Regions from separate parts of the Homo sapiens genome. Here regions 1, 3 and 4 are each linked to region 2. Evidence: chromatin contacts called from ENCODE Hi-C data. All regions are on one chromosome and are shown on one strand. The core of a region is the stretch at or near the end of the contact, and the rest is flanking DNA. Distances in the headings are between cores, read along the strand shown. Region 1 holds the start of LINC02901 (long intergenic non-protein coding RNA 2901). Region 2 holds the start of QKI (QKI, KH domain containing RNA binding). Region 3 holds the start of TAGAP (T cell activation RhoGTPase activating protein). Region 4 overlaps IGF2R (insulin like growth factor 2 receptor).

The links. A loop is a pair of places that touch in the nucleus more often than their neighbours do. Pooled maps may share reads with other maps.
Region 1: a pooled map shows a loop between it and region 2 (15-fold over the local background). The contact joins the promoter of LINC02901 here to the promoter of QKI in region 2. A Hi-C loop is called at or near these places in 5 of 50 pooled maps.
Region 3: a loop to region 2 is called in a pooled map, with 6 times the contacts of the local background. The contact joins the promoter of TAGAP here to the promoter of QKI in region 2. A Hi-C loop is called at or near these places in 6 of 50 pooled maps.
Region 4: a map of naive thymus-derived CD4-positive, alpha-beta T cell shows a loop between it and region 2 (12-fold over the local background). The contact joins the enhancer-like site here to the promoter of QKI in region 2. A Hi-C loop is called at or near these places in 1 of 168 maps with a recorded cell type or tissue (naive thymus-derived CD4-positive, alpha-beta T cell), 2 of 37 single-sample maps with no recorded cell type and 10 of 50 pooled maps.

The regions. Positions count from the first base shown.
Region 1 is chr6:158,868,405-158,871,737 of GRCh38, reverse strand. It overlaps LINC02901 (long intergenic non-protein coding RNA 2901), which reads right to left and starts at 1,924. Exons shown (of 3, transcript NR_160980.1): 1 at 1,761-1,924. RefSeq lists enhancers at 931-1,604, 1,535-1,704, 1,605-2,277, 2,278-2,950 and a silencer at 1,785-2,104.
Region 2 is chr6:163,413,067-163,416,560 of GRCh38, reverse strand. QKI (QKI, KH domain containing RNA binding) reads right to left here and starts at 1,843. Exons shown (of 8, transcript NM_006775.3): 1 at 1,226-1,843. The coding sequence starts at 1,367. LOC124901234 (basic proline-rich protein-like) reads right to left here. Exons shown (of 4, transcript XM_047419614.1): 2 at 2,476-3,494; 3 at 1,893-2,312; 4 at 1,385-1,596. The coding sequence starts at 3,355. The coding sequence ends at 1,385. CAHM (colon adenocarcinoma hypermethylated) reads left to right here and starts at 2,611. Exons shown (of 1, transcript NR_037593.1): 1 at 2,611-3,494. RefSeq lists silencers at 825-1,014, 1,215-1,264, 1,515-2,334, 2,425-3,204 and enhancers at 1,285-1,938, 1,939-2,591.
Region 3 is chr6:159,043,035-159,046,504 of GRCh38, reverse strand. TAGAP (T cell activation RhoGTPase activating protein) reads left to right here and starts at 1,514. Exons shown (of 10, transcript NM_054114.5): 1 at 1,514-1,626; 2 at 2,301-2,385; 3 at 2,474-2,527; 4 at 2,850-2,916. The coding sequence starts at 2,359. TAGAP-AS1 (TAGAP antisense RNA 1) reads right to left here. Exons shown (of 5, transcript NR_183546.1): 5 at 3,449-3,470.
Region 4 is chr6:159,980,739-159,984,164 of GRCh38, reverse strand. All of the region lies in intron 1 of IGF2R (insulin like growth factor 2 receptor), which reads right to left. Among named protein-coding and RNA genes, the nearest start is that of IGF2R, 13 kb to the right of the region's middle. RefSeq lists a silencer at 674-968 and enhancers at 847-1,086, 1,834-2,003, 2,194-2,303, 2,314-2,363, 3,196-3,426. Within about 2 kb of position 2,109, at least 28 of the 41 ENCODE cell types and tissues checked have a DNase peak (open chromatin) inside an H3K27ac peak, as active enhancers do.

The sequences.
Region 1 (3,333 bases), core at 675-3,174, 4.5 Mb after region 2:
AAAGGATAAGTTAACTTAAGTATATTCATGCAATAGAATACTATTCAGTAATAAACAAACTTCAAACTACTGATACGTGTGATAACATGGAGGAATCTTACAGACACTACGGTGGGTGAAAAAAAACAGAAATGCAAAGGTGTCCAATCTTTTGGCTTCCCTGGGCCACACTGGAAGAATTGCCTTGGGCCACACATAAAATACACTAAAATTAACAATAGCTGATGGGCTAAAAAAAAAAAAAAAAAATCACATGGCGGGGCGCGGTGGCTGATGCCTGTAATCCCAGCACTTTGGGAGGCCGAGGTGGTCAGATCACCTGAGGTCGGGAGTTTGAGACCGGCCTGCCCAATATGGTGAAACCCCATCTCTACTAAAAATACAAAAATTAGCCAGGTGTGGTGGCACCAGCCTGTAATCTCAGCTACTCGGGAGGTTGAGGCATGAGAATCGCTTGAACCTGGGAAGCGGTGGTTACAGTAAGCCGAGATCACACCACTGCACTCCAGCCTGGGCAACAGAGACTCTGTCTCAAAAAAATAAATAAATAAATAAAGTCACAAAAAATCTCGCAATGTTTTAAGAAAGTTTACAAATTTGTGTTGGGCCACATTCAAAACCGTGGCCTGTGCGGGTTGGACAAGTTTGGAATAAAGCATAATGCTTGATTGCAATTACATGAAGTTTAAGAGTAGACACAACTCATACTTGGTAATTTAAGTCCAAATGAATAGTGGTTACCTCTGGGGAAGTACTACTGACCGGAAGGAGCAGTTGGAAACCTGGGGTGATGGAAATGTTCTAGATCTTGACCTAGGGGCTAATGACATGTGTATACATATGTAAAACTTCACCCAGCTGTCCTCTTAATTTCTGTGCGATTTATTGTGTGTAAATTATATCAGTTAGGAAAAAATAAGAAAAATGAAGGAATGATGGAGAAAAAAAGAAATGAAGAGAAACGTAACGAAGGAAGAAAGAAGGGAGGAAGGGAGGGAGGGAGAGAGGAAGGGGGGATTAAACCCAAGCACGGAGGGGGAGAGATGCTCCTCAAAAATATGCTATCAGTCATGTAGTGTTATTTATTTATTTATTGAGATGGAGTCTCGCTCTGTTGCCCAGGCTGGAGTGAGTGGCACGATCTCGGCTTACTGCAACCTCCACCTCCCAGGTTCAAGAGATCCTCCTGCCTCAGCCTCCCGAGTAGCTGCCATTACAAGCACACGCCATGGTGACCGGCTATTATCTGCATCTTAAAGATGGGGAAAGTTTGAGGTTTCCTGATGTGTTCAGCGTCACAGACTGGGTGAGTGACTCAAGCTGAGGCTAAAACCCAGGTGTGTAGGGCACCAAAGCCTTTGTGATTCCACCTCCTACAGCTCAGGTCACTTCCTCGGAGAAAGGTGACTCCTAGAAATGCCTCCCACCTGGAACTGATCTCCTCCTGGGAAGAACGTCTGTCTTATCGCCGTCGACCTTAGGCATGGACACCCTTCTGTCCCCCACCCACAACTGTGAGCCTGCTCAGGAGGCACAGCCGCGTTCATTCATTTTAGGCCTCCTCAAGGGCTCAGCGCCTGCTAAGCAGATGCGCGTTCCTGTAGGACAAGGGGTGGCCACTGGAGACGCGGGTGCGACGCAGGCGATCACGCCCTCGGACGACGCTGCGGACTGCGCTTCCTTCCGAAGAGGGAACCGTTGAGAAGAGTGAAGCGATGAGTTATGCCTCACTGGAAACCAACCGCGTCCGTGTGACTCACTTAGAAACTCACTGTTACATATTTGGAGCCTGAGCTGACGACCTTCCGGGTACACGTCAGGCAGAAGCAGGTGCGCGGTGGGAGTGTCCGCCCCGCCCCGCCGGTCGCGCCGGCCCCGCCCCCCTCACCTGCGCGCGCAACCCCACCCCAGCGCGAGGCTCTGCACCGGCCGCGCCCGCCATCCAGCTTTTATATGGCGCTATTTTGGTCGCGCGCCCTGATTGGCCGGGAGCGGGCGACGACACGCTCGCGCGCCTCAGGGAGGGGCCAAGATCTGGGGGAGGGGAGCTTCTGGCAGCCGCGCGGATCCGGGGGCGGCGGGGCGGGACTGCTGCGGTCTCTGGGGGTGCTTTGGGGCTTCTGTGCCTAGTCTGCAATCTGTTAGTGGGGTTATATTTTAATAAAAGAGCTTGTGTGTCCGAAGGGGATTTGCCAAGAACCAAACTCACCCTTCTGGGAGGGAGTTGCCAGATGGCGGGAACAGGCGGCGTAAACCTTACCAGACGTGAGCCCAGGCTGCTCAAGTGTCATTCGCGTCTTGAAGCTCTTGCCCGCCTCCCTTTGCAAGCGCGTCTAATGCCAACTCTACCTTGCCCTTTGCTAAACCAGCCCTCTAATGTGTTATCGTGCCTCACGTCAGACAATGGCTGGGCCTGTCTCTCTTTCCCCTTGGTTCTGTCCTCTGCCCTTCTCTTAAGCCAGAAGAACAAAACACTCCTTAGAATCGCTGGAGGATCTCATTTCCACCACATTCCCGTGTCCGGAGCCGAAGAGCCACGTCTGACCCTCACTGGTCTGGCTGTCCACCAATCAGGCAGCATTGCTTCTCTGAGTCTCAAGGTTATTAAATTTCTTCTGGTGGCAGACTGGTTTTGTACTTTGGTGAAAGTGACCAAATAGGTACGAAGTGTGATTCATCAAAAATTCTTACACTTAAAAAGATAAGCCAAAAGGATCATTCGAAGCCACCACTCCATATTAGATGGGAACTTAGCTTGAAAGGGGTTCTCTTAAGGATTTCTATTTACTTCTTTGAATTACAAATATCATCTCTGGTTGGAAAGCCTATAAACGCCTCTGAGATTTCCTGAGTTCACAACTTTGAAGATCATTTGCAGCTGGATGCAGAAAAAACAAACCTAGTAATTGTTGAATGTGGACATCAATAAGAATTAAGTACTTTTGGCCCAAAGGCAGTGGTTCACACCTGTAATCCTAGCACTTTGGGAGGTCGAGGCAGGAGGATAACCTGAGGTCAGGAGTTCCAGACCACCCTGGCCAACATGGTGAAACCCCATCTCTACTAAAAATACAAAAATTGGGTGGGCGTGTTGGCGCATGCCTGTAATCCCAGCTACTCAGGGCTGAGGCACCGAATTGCTTGAACCCAGGAGGCAGAGGCTGCAGTGAGCAGAGATCATGTCACTGCACTCCAGCCTGGGCGGCAGAGCAAGACTTGTCTCCAAAAAGAACTTTCAATGTGCCAGGCATTTTAAATGCTTAACAGGCATTTCATTTAATCCTCACAAAATCCCCATGACTTAGATACTATTATTATACCCATTTTACAGAA
Region 2 (3,494 bases), core at 594-3,093:
CTGTTCCCCGACTCTATTTTTAAAATCTCGAAATTCTTGCGAAAAATCTAAACTCCATTGTTCATCTCTTCAACCTGTAGTTTTCAGTTTCCTTTACACAGTCCTCCGGTGGTGCCTCTAAGCAGGAAAAAAAAACAAACAAACTCCTGGCCAGTCGATTTTCGAAACAGACTTTTTTTGTGGTCTTTTTTTTCTCTAGGCGTCCACAGAAACCCACAGCTACTAGAAATTAATACTTCAGGTACTGCTATGAGAACTTCTTAAGGAAATTCCAAAGTTGGTCAACATTAATCTTCTTGTCATTCTTCACTCCCCACAGCGCTCCATACAGCTTTTTGGAAACTTTGGCTCAATTTTATTTCGCCCTTTCCAAACGTCTCGAAACCCTGTCCTACAAACTCAGGCGGCTGCGTCCCCGGGAGCAAACCCTCCGCCCAAGTTCTTCTAACTCAGGCTGCGCTCCGATCTGTCATCGCGTTATTTCGCACTCCACCCCCCCCCCCCCCACCCCCGAAAAGTGAAGTTCAACTCCCTAACAGTTCTCGCTTCCCCAAACAAAAGGGAAAAAAGTGCTTTTCGCCGTCACTTAGTCCTCCTTGTCGGCTACGCCAGCATAATTTCGGTCTCCTACGGAATTTCTTTAAACTAACGAGCCCCACACTGACTTCCACTTAGTATTGAACAGCTGCACCAACTCCCCAACCACGAAACCCCGCTTTAGTCCTCACGGGAGGGGAGAGCTCCCGAACGCGGGGCGGTGGGGGTCCGCGCAGAGCAGGCTCGGGAGGCCGAGCGGAGGAGCGGGGCCCGCGCCGGGCACACGCGTCCTCCAGGCCGGCGGCGCGGCGTGGGCCTGCTCTCGGGAGGGCTCGGCGAGGACCACCGAGTCCGCGCAGCCCCCGCCGACCTCTCGGAAATGTGACCGCCGAAGCTAGAGGGGCCGCAGGGCTCACCCCGCAGCCCTCCGCAACGCGCCAACTTGGACGCCAGCGGCGCGGGGTCCCGGCCGGGCAGGGGGCGTCCGGCACCGGCGGGTCCACCCCGGCCCGCCCGCCCGCCGCAAGCCCGGCCCGGCACCTCCTTTGTGCGCCCTCCTGGCCTCCCAGTCCCCCCGGCGCTCGGTCCCGCCCGGCCGTGACCTTCCCGCCCTCCCCACCATCCCAAGCGGGGAAAGGGGCCGCCCCGGCGGGGGTCGGGCCGGGGCCGGGGCCCTGGAGACGCTCACCTTCGTCCAGCAGCCGCTCGAGGTGGTTGAAGATCCCGCAGAAGTTGGGCAGGCTGCTCATGAGCTTCTTGTCGTTCATCAGCTGCATCAGGTAATCTGGGGTGGGCTTCGGCTTCTCCTTCGTTTCCATTTCCCCGACCATATTCCAGGCTCCGCAGCTCACTCCGCCCGCCGCCGCCGCCGCCGCCGCCGGAGAGGAGGGAGGGGCGGGGGCGAGCCCCGGCCGCGGGCCGCTCGGGACCCGGCGTCCCGCTCCGCGCCGGCTCCCGCTCTGGCTCCCGCGCCGAGCCCCGGGGCGGCCGGCACCGCGCGCTCGCCCGCCCCCCGCAGGCACTTTCCGCCCGGGCCCGACGCGCTCCCAGCCGCCGCCGCTCTCGGCCGCCCGGCTCGGCGCGTCCCTCACGAGGCCGGCGGGCGGGCGGGAGGCGGGTCTCGGCTGGCCGAGTGCGGGCGCGGGGCGCGGGCTGCTGGCGCCGGACGAGGAGGAGCCGGGGCCGCCGCTCGCTCGGCTGGTCGAGCCCGCTCAGCGCCGCCGCCGCCTGTGCCGCGGGCTCGGGGGGTCTCTCTGGGCTGGTCCCCGCCGCGGCGCCTCTGCCGCTGCCGCCGCGCTCCGACTGCGCTCCTCCTCTTCCTCCTCCTCCTTCTCCTCCTCCTCCTCCTCACTCACTTGGCGGCGGAGTTCGCCTCAGTTCAGGCGGCGCTGCCAGCGGCGGCGGCAGCAGCGGCGGCGGCGGGGGGAGGGGCAGCGGCGCGGGGAGGGCCGGGGGCGGGCGGCGGGCGGGGCCGCGCAGGGCGGCCGTTAGCGGGTCCCGGCCGGCGCGCTCCCGCTGCCTGCTGCCCGCCGCCCCGCGACCGGGGCAGCCGCCGGCGCCGCGCCCCCTCCTCCCTGCCTCCCCGGCGGGGCGGGCGACGGGGGCAACGGGAGTGTGACGGACTGCGGCGCTCGGCGGGCCTGGGCGCAAGGACTGGGTCGCCGCCGTGCGGGGCGCCCGGGGCGGGTGGGTGTGGGCTGCGGGGCCGACGGCCGCGGGGGGGGCGCGGGGCTTTCCACGGCACGGGGCGGGTGGGGCTGCGGGCGCGGTCGGGGCTGGCGCGGCAGGCGAGAGGAATTCCAGCGGGACGCGCCAGCGCTGCCTCCGCCTCGCCTCCCGTTACTATAGTTTTTTCAGAACCTCTTATCCACCCCGCAGAAGAGAAATTTTTTTTTAACGTCCTGTTGCTTCACGGGGGACTTTCGGGGTGGGCATCACGTGGCCCGACACGTAGCCGTGGGGCTCCAGAGCGCGTGCGCGCGTCGAGCCCGGTCGCCACGCCCCTTCCGAGGGTCGCTCCGCCCCCGTCGGGCCCCGCGAGCGCGCGGTGGGGGAGGGGAGGGCCCCGGAGCGCGCCTGCGTGGGGCGGGGGCGGCAGCCGACTAGGGGCTGGGTCTGGCCGTTTAGGGCCGGGTCTTGGCCCGTCGCCCACGGTGCGGAGGGCTGGTGGGCTTTCCTTGGCCGTCGGGCCCGCCACGGCGCGGGTCTTGGCTGCGGGGCGGAGGTGGGGCGGGAGAGCCGAGGATAAGAGTTTGAGGCTTTTCGAGGCGCGTGCCGCGGCGTCCGCCTCTGCGGGACTCTGCGCCGGGCGCCCTCGGCCGGCGCGCCCGGCTCCCGCTTTGTCGCCGAGGGAAGCACGCGCGACGCCCCTCCCGTCGCCGCCGTGGCTTCTTTCGGTGTTCGTGATTTGCTGAGAGGCTGGAAAGCAGCACGGCGGAGAGGAGCCTTGCACTCGCCAGGCGGGAAGCCTGCGCGGACACGCGTGCGCACCCACGGGGCGGCGGGCGGGCGTGGGGGGTCCGGGCCACGCGGGCGACGCGCCTCTAGGGAAGCGATCTTGTTGCACCTTCCCGTTATTCTGAAAGCAAATCGTAGCCAGACCCGAGCGCAGCGGCTTAGCAAATAATAAGGGGAGCGTCAGTCGTGCTCGAAATGCTTCCTTCGCGATGGCGTCAGTGTTCCGTGAGGGAATGAAGCCGCAGTAGGAAATAAAGAGGCTGTGCGCGTAGTCTGAAAAGCAGAAGTCAACATTTTTACAGATGAAGAAAGAATACGGAGGCAAGAGGTCTTTCTCTGCAGTTTGGTGGATTTCCAACATTTAGACTTGTTTGGAAGAATTTCCTCAGCTGCACCAATGAAGTCCTTGATCTATAGAAGTCGGCAGTCCCTAAATCTACGTCTGCATTTTGTTGCAAATCCTTTATAACATTCCATTAAAATAATGCAGAGTTATTTAA
Region 3 (3,470 bases), core at 265-2,764, 4.4 Mb after region 2:
AAAAAATCAGTGAGTTCACTTTGGAGGTTTATAAAGGCAGGAGAGGGATGCTGAAAGAGTGGTGGCCTCTACAGCTGCCCTGGGAACACTGGGTGAACTCTGGCACTGTGGTGGCTTTCAGAGAGGGAGCCCCCAGCTGGAAGCCTGAAAACCAGGATCTGTCCCTAGGTCCCCACCGAGCCGCTAAGTTACAGAGCAAATTTCGACCTCTCTGTGCTTCGGTTTCCCAAAGTCTGCCCCATAATCACCTCCTTTCAGTAAAATGACAAAAGAACTGACAATGCGGAAAAGTCTTAAAATTAAAGATGCTGATGATAAATGAAGCCAAGTTATTTTAAAACTTTTTATTGAAAAATTACATAAATAGGGAAGTGTGCACATAAGCCTAGCACCACCCAGATCAAGAATGGACCATCACCAAGCCCCCCGCTGGCCCCTGGAAGTCATTACCATCCCCTCTGGGAAACTGCTACTCTTGCTTCCAACAGCACAGACGACTTTTGCTAATTTTGTGCTTTGCATTAATGGGAGCCGGCAGGATATACACTTTCACGTCTGGCTTCTTTTGCTCAGCGTCATATTATGAGATCCAACCATATTGTTGGCTATAGTCATAGGCTGTTCATTATCAGTGCTATACAACATTCATTCCCTATGTGAATGGATCACAATTTATGCATCCATTCTCGTGTCGAGGCATTTGAGTGGTTTCATATATAGCCCTTGATCTACAGAAAAGATCAGAAATTCTCTTATGCAGAAGAGTGATCCACAAATGAAATTCACCATCTCTTTCCTACTTTAAGTTGGTCTGATCAAAGGAATTTTTTTGTTTGTTTTCCTTCCGTGTCAGAACGACAGCTGCTCTGACTGTAAATTAAGTATCAATACTTTTGACCAGGAGTTACAGAAAGGAGGAGGGGGTTACTATATTGACAACTGACTCGAGGGAGTTTTCTTTCTACTTCCAAAGGAAACTAACCTGGCTTTGGACGGTGATTGTTCCTCAAGGAAGGGACTGTCTTGGGTTTCTTTCTGGTTCTGTAACAGTGTCCCACATCCAGGGGTGCTAATCAACGTGTGGTGCTGGTGGACAGAGCAGATGGCACGTGGGAGGGGAAAGAGCACCCAAACAGGATGCAAAAAGAGGCACTTGAAATTACCACTTTAGAAAATAAAGTGATGTTTATGCACAGAATAACACAATTTCTTGTTCACACATCCCACCTATGACATTAATCAGAGCCTTCACCTATGGGCTGAATGTCATGTTTTCCACTCCTAGTAGTTTACAGATTTTTTACTTTGAAGTGGAAGACACAAAAAAAAAAAAAAAAAAAAAAAAAAAAAAAGACATAGCTGCCCTAAAAGGAATGAGGAAGCGAGAGCTCTCCAGTGTCTGGCTGGCTCCGTCCGTGTGACAGCCCATGATGTTCTTTCCGGTCTCTGTAATATTCTGAATTTCCACCTGCCCGCCCCTTCGCTTATAATGCAGAGCATGTGAAGGGAGACCGGCTCGGTCTCTCTCTCTCCCAGTGGACTAGAAGGAGCAGAGAGTTATGCTGTTTCTCCCATTCTTTACAGCTCACCGGATGTAAAAGAACTCTGGCTAGAGACCCTCCAAGGGTAAGTACACTATATATTAACATGCCTAGAAATTACAAGCTGCCTCGCAAGTCACAGGTCACTCAGATCACAGGCAACAGAAAACAGCTATCCCGTGGAATATGCTCTCACTTTATAAAGTCTCAGGACAAAGCTTTGCTTCAACGTGAAGGCTGCACCTTTTTGGTGTAGGAGTTCTGTAAATGTTATCTTTGTTTCATGTTTACTATTTTAGCATCCTAGGGATATGTTTTTTTTTTTTTCCTTTTTGGATTAGATGAGAAAATCCATGCAAAGCACCTACTACGACAGCTGGCATATAGTCAGCACTCCACCAAAAAAGTTAATGTTCATGTTAATTTAAAATGTTAACGTAATTGATATCCAGATTATCTCTTGATGGAACGGAATAAATTGGTAACAACGTTTAGAGTGGTAAAGATAGTTGACTTAAATAATTTAGAAATAATTGTGTTCAGATGCTGCTCTTAACAACATACAACATCTGGTAACAGAACTGATTTTAAATGAAAACTTGTCTATGTAATAGTTTTTTCCAAAGTAAAGGCAAGTGAAAAAATAGCAAAAGAGAAAAATAAATAAATAGTTTCAAACTCTGTGCTTTGGCAAAGTGGCGCTGAAAGTGGCCTACTGTGTGAGTCCCTCCTAACTCCTTTCCATGTGATTCGTTGTAGACAGAGGCACAGCCACACGGGAGTGAAATCCACCCCTGGACAGTCAGCCGCAATACTGATGAAGCTGAGAAGCAGCCACAATGCTGTGAGTGCCCCTCTCACATTCATTCATTCACGTTTCCTACAGGCAAGGGCCAAAAGATATTTACCTAATTTTATTTTTTCTCTTTTAGTCAAAAACACTAAACGCCAATAATATGGAGACACTAATCGAATGTCAATCAGAGGTAAGAAAGCAATTTTTAAGACTTTTTATCTGTACTGTGAGAAGGTGGAAAACTTTGTTTTAATTGAATATTATTTGGGTTGAATAGTAATTATAAGAGTAGTAAACTAACATCACACATGTAGTAAATTAAGCACATTAATTAGGATCTTATATGATGACAATCAAGACCTTAATATTGCTTCTAGAAGCTAGAAAAAACATCAATGCACTCTACTGACTTCATTTTTAATATGAATAAAATGCTGTATGTGTGTTTTGTGGGGAAAGACTCGATAGGTTTCTTCAGTCACTATATTTAACTGAAATAAAAATGTTTTTAGGGTGATATCAAGGAACATCCCCTGTTGGCATCATGTGAGAGTGAAGACAGTATTTGCCAGCTCATTGGTGAGTTTTAAAAACATACCGATCTTTTATGTAAGTGCTAACAACCAGTGCTCTTGGTTTGCAAAACCACAGCGCTTTTACTCTACTAGGAATTTTTTTGTATAAGTTGTTCTGTTAAAGACCGCAGAACATTAACCCTTAAATGGCAGGTATGCTCCAACTCACTAGAGCAGGGAGTGCTGGGAAAGGAAAGAGCCTCTCCATAGAGAATCCCCAGTTCTGCCAAGCGTTTTTAATGCGGTTCAATCTCCTGGCCATGTATGTTTCGACAATTAGCATGCACACATTTGAAAAACACACAGTGTCTTTTCCATTTTCTTCCTTCTCTTATGGAGAATGCATCCAAGAGCCTATGAAGCAACTGTTGCTGATCTCAAATCCCAAAGGACCCACCATTCACTCTCAACTTTTTTCATAATGCATTTCATTATAGCGTAACCCTGACCCAGTTCTCCTGAACCATAAAGACAGGCCACTTCTTTCTCATCATGCTTCCACTTGCCAATCTGAAATGTATAGAAACAGATGCCAATGCATTTAGAAAATATAGCCTT
Region 4 (3,426 bases), core at 860-3,359, 3.4 Mb after region 2:
ACTACTTATATCGTAAAGGCAGAATTCTCAGAATGGTTGAACCCATCTGAGGACAGCCTCTATGAAAAAGCTGTGAACTGTCTGAAGATTCAGACCACATCACATCATGCTGATCAACAGATCATATGCTTTTCCTTGCTCAACTTCTTCCCCAAGCTTAAACTTCTGCTACTCTATACTCCCAGTCCAGTTCTGCTTTCTCTTCTGCACAGTGTGAATTGCCAAACACCAGAGCATTGCCTTCCACAACCTCTCTTCCCATACCCAACTGGTTTCCATGGAAATAATATCAAGTCCCTCAGCCGGCTCCTTCCCACTGGCTGCACTGTCCTTGCTATTTCTATGTAAGCAGCTTGTGAACTCTACAAACAAGGTCCACATCTATATTGTCTTCCTCAACTCAGATGCACACTCTCCTTTAATGAGACTACTCAGCTCAGCAGAGTCCAACAGTGACACAACTCAGAAACATTCTACAATCAAACCATCAGGCCCAGCAGGAAACGGGGAGCAGCAGAAGTCAAATACAAGGCAAATGACTTTAGAAGATCTCTGCTTTTAAAGCAAAGTCTGTGGCAGAAACATACCCTATTTTTTTAATTTAACAAGGGCAATTAATTTAACCATATAAACCAAGCACACAGTCGGAATCTTTCCCATAAAGAAAGCTCAGATACTGTTTTGCTCCTGACTGTAATCTCACTGCTTCTGCTGAAACTATCCTGGAGAACTGCAGTCAGTCCACGCCTGTTCAGAAGTACAGAGGTTCCATTTTAACCTCATTTGCTTGAAATTTCATAATATCCTGAAAGGTGTTGGCAGATTACCAATTAGAAGGAAGCACACAAGTAACAGACTGTCAGCTGGTTAACCCAGAGACAGGAAGGTGTTTCTACTTTCCTGCTACTGTTCCAGCAAGGGCCGCAATCGAAACCCACCCTGGTCCAGACGAAACCAATCGAGGGGCTGCAATGAAGAAGTCAATGTAGCCCCAGGCCGACACAGCTGCCTAGAGTTCAAAAAGCTTAAAACAGAGATGCAGAGCCATCTCCACTGAGTGAGTTCTAAATGTCTGTCCAAAAATGAAAAATAAAAAATTCAAAATACAATGTCATAGGGATACAGATATAGAATATCTTTAAACTGACATTGGTATCTTAATATGACACCTCTCAGAGTTTTCATATATGCCATCACTCAATGCTTGCAAAACCACAATAGCTTGCAAGATGTAATTTGGAGTTCTTTCCTTTTAAAAACAGCTAGCATCTAAAGTATGTAAAATTCTATGATCAAAATATATGGTATGCTCAATCTCTTAAAGAAAATAAATCTTAGAAAACTGGGTTCCTTCCCTTCAACACAAAACATCTCCATGAAGTATCACTCTGTCCCTTCCTCATTTATTGCCATATATCCAAACTCTTTTAAAATATATCTTAGTTTCCTCAGTCCCTGTGAATCTTGGGGTTATGCTAATGGTCATGTAACTATTAAACATTTTACTACTGGCCTGCAATTAATAAAGCAAGATAAAGGCAGGATGGGATCAGTAATAATAAAAGTAGGCACGTGTGAATCTGTAATTTGGTTTCCTTAAAAGACAGAAACCCAGTTGGTGACACATAAGTGAAATTCACATAACAAGATACATGGTCACTAGCTAGAGAAATGTTTCTCTGAGTCTACAGCAAGCAACAAATCTAACATGTTGGAGACAAAGAGAATGTGAAGTGTTTCCAACCTGAACATCCAAAAAAGATTCTCCTACTTTCGACATGCACGCAAGTCCTCTAACAGAGTATTCAAGAAATCACCTGGCTCACTACTGTCCCTCAACAGTATCAGACAGTGTTTCAGCTCATACATATCCAGCACAGTCACCTTCAGAAATCCAGACCAGTCTCCTTAACTAAGGAGAAAGGGAAAAAACAGCAAGGAAGAGGAGCAAGGAGGCAGGGTTCCCACACTGGACCTTGGGAGCAGAATGTCAAGAGCCTAAGGTAACCACTGTCGTCAACAACTTGCTGTTGCCTACACTAAAAGAGAAACAATCTGATTTGCATGAAGACTCCTACCCCGAGCTGAAGGCTGGGGAAGCACGTGAGTTTGACACAGCATGGCCAGAGCTTATATAGGAAGTACTTCACTTCCTATTCTAACAAACCCACAAAGCTGTGGACAAAGATACAGGGCCGACAAATACAAATAAATAGAAGCAGGGAAATGCCAAACGTCAGCCTTTGGTTTTCCCTGAGAGGTATGCAGGGTCTGGAAGGAAGCCCGGTGTATGGAGAGGGATCCGGCTGGAAGCCCTAAGTCAAACACGACATCTAAGTTGATGTCAGAGCCCAGGGAACCAGGGCAGGCAATGGGGACTGCGTAACAGAGGTCACCTGGAATAGAGAGGGGGCACGCTACCCTAAGAAAGGTGCCATGAAGGGCCTGGGCCAGATTCCTGCCCCAGCGCTGACTAACAAGCTGTGTGAGCCAGTCTCTCCCAGCTCAACTTCCTCGACAAAACTCAGCTAGCCTACAAGGTCATTGTGAGGAGAAAACCACCACCAGGAACACAGAGCTATCGAAACAGACTATGATCTAAAGCTTTCATTTGAATCCAGAGAGAGAGTTGGACTGCTTAAAAACTAAGTTTACAAAAAAAGGTGAGTTGGCTGGGGGCGGGGGGTGCCCTCTGAAAGGAGTGTCACATGACACTGGCAAGGAACTGGAGGGAGAGACGGGCAGGCCCCTGTCCGGAGGCATCTCCTAGGAGCTGATGAAGACAGAGACACACGCACTCAGACAAACACACTCACACACACACACTCAGACACACACACTTGCACTCACAGACACTCAGACACACACACTTGCACTCACACACTCGTGCACTCACACACGCACTCACGCACACATACACACTCAACTGCCTCCTGGGACCTCTCAGGACAAGGATGCCACTCTGGCCTGCCCGCCCTGCACCATCCACAACAGAGACAGGTGAGTCCAGAGCTTCCAGCAGAAGAGCAGCAGGGGAAACAGAACAAGGGCAAACACACCAGGGTGTGGCGTTCCCAGGAGGTGGGCAAGTGCCCTCCACAACAGAAAGCTACCACAAAAATGGCTGGTCCTCTCTGCTATCCTTGGCTCAGATCAACTCAACAGTACAGGATGCAGGCCAGTATTTCAACCCTAAACCCTGCTCCGTGATGATTTTCTTCCAATCAGAGCAATTACCTGGGCGGTCTCATACTTTGCTCCTCATGTATAAAGAAGAGTTGTAGATGGGCTAAACTCCCTGCTTTGCCATGTGGATGTCTGAGGCCAACCGCCTTTAAGGACAATCCAGCCCCCAGCGCAGAATTCAGACCTTAATGTTCAGCCCCCTACTCTCCCTGTCACCAAGGTCCCAGAAAACCCTCCCAG